2 separate regions of the Homo sapiens genome follow, and region 2 is linked to region 1. A link is an interaction called in ENCODE POLR2A ChIA-PET data of the cell type or tissue named here. Cell type or tissue: B cell. All regions are shown on one strand. Links, peaks and the distances in the headings refer to the core of each region. The heading gives the core; the rest is flanking DNA.

Region 1 (2,914 bases), core at 111-2,610:
TCACATTAAAAAACAAGAAAGTCCTGGGCACAGTGGCTCACACCTGTAGTCCCAACACTTTGAGGAGCCAAGGCAAGCAGATCACTTAAGCTCAGAAGTTTGAGACAAGCCTGGGCAACATGACAGAACCCAATCTCTACAAAAAATACAAAAATTAGCCGGGCATGGTGGTGCATGCCTATAGCCCCAGCTACCTGGGAGGCTGGATCACTGGAGCCTGAAGGTAGACATTGCAGTGAGATGAGATGATGCCACTGCACTCCTGCCTGGGCAACAGAGTAAGACTCCGTCTCAAAAGAAAAAAGAAAGATAGATCTCAGAGATCAATAACCTAACTTTATGACTTAAGGAACCAGAAAGAGAAGATGAAACCAAAACCAAAGCTAGCAGGTGGAAAGAAAGATTACAGCAAATATAAAAGAAACAGAAAGTAGAAAAACGACAGAGAAAAGTCAATGAAACCAAAAACTCGTTCTTTGAAATACCAACAAAATGACAAACCTTTAGCTCTACAGAATTTTTTTTAAAAAGAAGACTCAAATTACTAAAGTCAGAAGTGAAAATGGGGACATTATTACCAATTCCAGAGAAATAAGATTATAAGAGAGTACTATGAGCAAGTATATGCCAACAAACCGGACAAGCTAGGTGAAATGCAAAATTCCTAGAAACACAACTTATCAAGACTTTAGTCTTTTCTCATAAAGAAAGAGAAAATCTGAATAGACTTATAACTAGTAAAAAGATTGAATCTGTCATCGAAAATCTCCAAAACAGGCCAGGCATAGTGGCTCATGCCTGTAATCCCAGCACTTTGGGAGCCCAAGGCAGGCGGTCTGCTTTCAGCTCAGAAGTTCCAGACCAGTCTGGGCAACACGGCGAAACCCTGTCTCTACAGGAGGTACAAAAATTAGCCGGGCATTGGTGGCTCACACCTGTAGTCACAGCTACACGGGAGGCTGAGGCACAAAAATCACTTGAGCCCGAAAAGCAGAAGTTGCAGTGAGTAGAGATTATGCCACTGGACTCCAGCCTGGGTGACAGAGTGAGATCCTGTCTCAAAAAAAGAAAAAAAAATTAAGTCCTAGACCTAATGGCTTCACTGGCAAATTCTACCAAGCATTTAAAGACGAACTTACACCAACCCTTCTCAGACTTTTCCAAAAAAGTGAAGAGGAAGAAAACTTCCAAACTCATTTTATGATGCCAGCATTACCCTGATACCAAAGCCAGACACTACTGGAAAAGAAAACTATGGAACAATATCCCTTATGAACACTGATGCAAAAATTCTCAACAGAAGACTAGCAAACTGAATTCTACAGCATAGTAAAAGGATTATACACCATGACCTAGTAGAATTTATTCCTGGAATGCAAGAATAATTCAACATATGAAGAAAAAACAATGTACTATACCACATCAACAGAATGAAGGGAAAAAAATCCATGATCATCTCCATTGATGCATAAAAATCATACTGACAAAATTCTTTTTTTCATGATAAAAACACTTAACAAAAAGGAATAAAAGGAAACTACTTCAACATAATAAAAGCCATATACCAAAAAACCACAGTGAACATCATACTCTACTGAAAGCTTCCCTGTAGGATTAGAAACAAGGCAAGGATGCTGCTTTCAACACTTCTATTCAACATAGCACTGGAAGTCCCAGTCAGAGTCGCTAGGCAAGAAAAAGAAAAAAAAAAAAGGAATCAAATTGAAAAGGAAGAAGTAAAAGTATTTCTGTTTACAGACAATATGACCTTATTTTGTATGTAGAAAACCCTAAAGATTCCACAAAGGAACCTGTTAGAATAAATGAATTCCTCAAAGTAGCAGGATATAGTCAACATACAAAAATCAGTTGCATTTCTATACACATTAAGAATGTACAATCTGAAAAGGAAATTAAGAAAACAATGCCATTTATAATAGCATCAAAATAGTCAAAACACTTAGAAAATCACTTAACCAGTAAGTTGAAAGGCTTGTACAATAGAAACTATAAGGCATTCCTGGGGGAAAAAAAAAAGTACAAAAGAAATAAACAAATGGAAACATATCCCATGTTAATGAATTGGAAGACTTAATATTGTTAAGATGTCAATTACCCAAAGCCTTCTACAGATTTAATGCAATTCTTGTCAAAATCACAATGATGTTTTTTGTAGAAATAGAAAAACCTGGCTGGGCACAGTGGCTCACGCCTGTAATCTCAGCACCCTGGGAGGCTGAGGTGGGAGGATCACTTGAGGTCAGGAGTTCAAGACCAGCCTGGCCAACATGGTGAAACCCCATCTTTACAAAAAATACAAAAATTAGCTGGGTGTGGTGGCAGGCACCTATAATCCCAGCTACTCGGGAGGCTGAGGCAAGAGAATTGCTTGAACCTGGGAGGCAGATGTTGCAGTGAACCAAGATTGCGCCACTGCACTCCAGCCTGGGTAACAGAGTGAGTGAGACTCCATCTCAAAAAAAAAAAAAAAAAAAAAAAAAAACAGAAATAGAAAAACCTATCCTAAAATTCATATGAAATCTCAAGGGACAATGGATAGCCAAAACAATCCTGAAAAAGAAAAGCAAAACTGGAGGATTCACACTTTCTGATTTCAAAACTTACCACAAAGCCACAGTAATCAAACAGACGAATACTGTCATAAAGACAGCCATATAGACCTCCAGAATAGAACACAGTCCAGAATTAACCCTCATATATATATTCAAATGATTTTTGTCAAGAGTATCACTACAATGCAATGGGGAAAAGTCAGTCCTTTCAACAAATGGTGCTTGTAAAACTGGATATCCACATGCAAAAGAATGAAGACCCTTACCTAACACCACATACAAAAATTAACTCAAAAGAGATCCATGACTGAAATGTTAAGATCTAAAACTATAAAACTCTT
Region 2 (2,914 bases), core at 95-2,594, 120 kb after region 1:
CTATCTCTAGAAATGTGACCACTCTAGGTACCTCGCAGAAGCGAAATCATGAAGTATTTGTCCTTTTGTGACTGGCGTATCTCACTAAGCATAATGTCTTCAAGGTTCATTCATATTGTAGCATGTGTCAGAATGTCTCTCTTTTTTTAAGAGACTGGGTCTCTGTCACCCCAGGCTAGAGTAAAGTGGCATGATCATAGTTCACTGCAGTCTCGAACTCCTGGACTCAAGTGATCCTCCTGCCTCAGCCTCCTGACTAGGTGGGACCACAGGTACGCACCACCATGCCCAGCTAATTTTTCTTTTTCTTTTTCTTTTTTTTTTTTTTTTTTTACAGGTGGAGTCTTGCTATGTTGTCAGGCTGGTATCAAACTCCTGGCCTCAAGCAATTCCCCTGCCTCAGCCTCCCAAAGTACTGGAATTACAGGTATGAGCCACCACACCTGGCCATAATCAAATTAATATGTCCTTAGTATTTGAAAAAAGTCACCTGCCAGGAGTGGGACTGTGTAATTTTTAAGGGAACTCATCACACTCTTCTGGGACTGAACTAGACTGGGTAAACAGAGCTTGCTTTAACAATACCGATGTCTTCAGATGCCTAGGCTTCTGCCTGTCACATAGTTGAGCTTGTGGCAGAAAACAAAAAACAAATTTAACCGGGAGACAGACACTGAAGGTTCAAGTTTCAGTTACCCTTTACTATAGAGAAGCCAAAAAAAAATCTTCTCTTGGACTCTATTTATAGTTGACCCTTGAATATTATGAGTTTGAACTGTGTGGGTCCACTTATATGCGGATTTTTTTTCAACAAATCTACTGGAAATTTTTTTGGAGGCTTGTGACAATTTGAAGAAACTCAGATAAACCACATAGCCCAGAAATATTTAAAAAAACCTTAAAAGTTAGTTATGTCATAAGTGCATTATACATAGAGAATAGTCTACTTTATCATTTACTACCATAAAATATTCACAAGCCTAGTTAAAATGTAACGTTAAAATTTATCAAAACATGCACATACAACACATGGTGTTGGATCTGCAGTTGGATCATAACTGCATAAAATTAACTACAGTACATACTATTCTATGTCACAGTTTCACAGCTATCTCTTGTTGCTACTGCAGTCTCCTCAAGTGTTGCAAGTTTGCTTAAAATGCTCTATGATGCGGCCAGGCACGTCTGTAATCCCAGCACTTTGGGAGGCTGAGGCAGGTGGATCACTTGAGGTTAGGCGCTCGAGACCAGCCTAGCCAACATGGTGAAACCCCGTCTCTACCAAAAATACAAAAAAATTAGGCATGGTGGCTTGCGCTTGTAGTCCTAGCTACTCAGGAGGCTGATGCAGAAGAATCACTTGAACCCGGGAGGCAGGGGTTGCAGTGAGCAGAGATCATGCCACTGCACTCCAGCCTGGGCAACAGAGTAAGACTCTGCCTCAGGAAAAAAAAAAAAAAAAGCTCTATGATGCTAGTTGTTTCAGTGTGAGTAGTTTGTTGCTCCAGTAAATTGCCTGTTGCAATAAAAAGTGATCTGTCTTGGTTTTTGAGTATTTTTTATCCTATTTAGTGCAATATTGTAAACCTTGAGTAACACCATGGGAGTCATACAAAATGCCACTAGAGATGCTGGAAGCATTCCCAAGAAGCAAAGTTGTGACATTACAAGAAAAAGTAGAACGCTTGATGAGTACCTTAGATGGAGCTCTGCAACTGCGGCTGCCCATCATTTAAACATGAATCCACCATAAAGACCATTGTAAAAATAAAATCAAATAAAAGGAAATTCACAAAGCTGTCACTGCAGTAGCGATACCAGCATGAAAACCTTGCATATTTTGTGAAGTGCCTTTTGTATTGCCGATGCATCTTTTATGTGAGTGCAGGATTGTACAAGACTATAGACTCTAATATGATTTGAGAAAAAATGATGTCACTATATGATAACTTAAAGCAAAAAGAAGGTGAAGAATCTAAAGTTGGAGAATTTAATGCGAGCAAACAATGGTTTGATAATTTTAGAAAGAGGTTTGGCTTTAAAATTACAAGATAACAGAGAAGCAGCTTCTGCCAACCAACAGGCTGCAGACGAGTTCCCAGAGGCCATTAAGAAAATCACTAATGAGAAAGGGCCAGGTGCAATGGCTCACACCTGTAATCCCACACTTTGGGAGGCTGAGGCAGGAGGATCTCTTGAGCCCAGGAGTTTGAGAACAGCTTGGGCAACCATAGTGAGACACTATCTCTACAAAAAATTTTTAAAATTAGCCAGGCATGATGGCACACACACACCTGCAGTCCCAGCTACTTGGGGGTGGCCTGAAGTGGGAGGATCACCTGAGCCCAGGAGGTCAAGGCTGCAGTGAGCCATCTGCAATCGAGCCACTGTAATCCAGCCTGGGTGGCAAAGTGAGACTGTCCAGAAAAAGAAAAAATTATTAAGGAGAAAGGACATCTGATCTGCCTGTACAGGTTTTTAATGAGAATAAAAGTGCCTGATTCTGGGGAAAAAAATGCCACAAAGGACATTTATTTATAAGAAAAGAGAAGCAAGCATCAGGATTTAAGGCAGGAAGGGACAGGCTAACTCTACTGTCTTGTGCCAATGCAGTAGGGTTTATGATCAGAACTGTCCTTAACTATAAAGCTGCTAACCCCGGAGCCTTGAAGGGAAAAGATAAACACCAGCTGCCAGTCTTGTGGTTGTAGAAGGTCTGGACAACGAGAACCCTCCTGGTTCCGTCCATGTTCTGTCCCCAGGGTAAGGAAGTACCTTGCCAATACAGAACTGCTTTTAAAAAAAAAAGAGAGATAGGGCATTACTCCATCGCCCAGGCTGGAGTGCAGTGGCACAATCATAGCTCACTGCAGCCTCGAACTCCTGGGCTTAAGTGATGTGACTGTGTCAGCCA

The links. ChIA-PET counts read pairs that join two places held together with the same protein. Peaks named below come from ENCODE experiments on the same cell type or tissue, not always from the same donor. Only the 100,000 strongest peaks of a DNase experiment are listed, where the experiment ranks them.
Region 2: POLR2A ChIA-PET joins it to region 1 with 6 read pairs; 5 of 35 experiments call an interaction of 5 or more read pairs at or near these places.

What each region holds. Positions count from the first base shown.
Region 1 is chr3:195,407,404-195,410,317 of GRCh38, forward strand. The region is part of intron 1 of ACAP2 (ArfGAP with coiled-coil, ankyrin repeat and PH domains 2); the gene reads right to left. Among named protein-coding and RNA genes, the nearest start is that of ACAP2, 34 kb to the right of the region's middle. In B cell, for the core only: no CTCF peak of the experiment used is centred there; no DNase peak of the experiment used is centred there; H3K27ac peaks cover 449 bases.
Region 2 is chr3:195,531,902-195,534,815 of GRCh38, forward strand. The region is part of intron 1 of PPP1R2 (protein phosphatase 1 regulatory inhibitor subunit 2); the gene reads right to left. Among named protein-coding and RNA genes, the nearest start is that of PPP1R2, 10 kb to the right of the region's middle. In B cell, for the core only: no CTCF peak of the experiment used is centred there; no DNase peak of the experiment used is centred there; H3K27ac peaks cover 167 bases.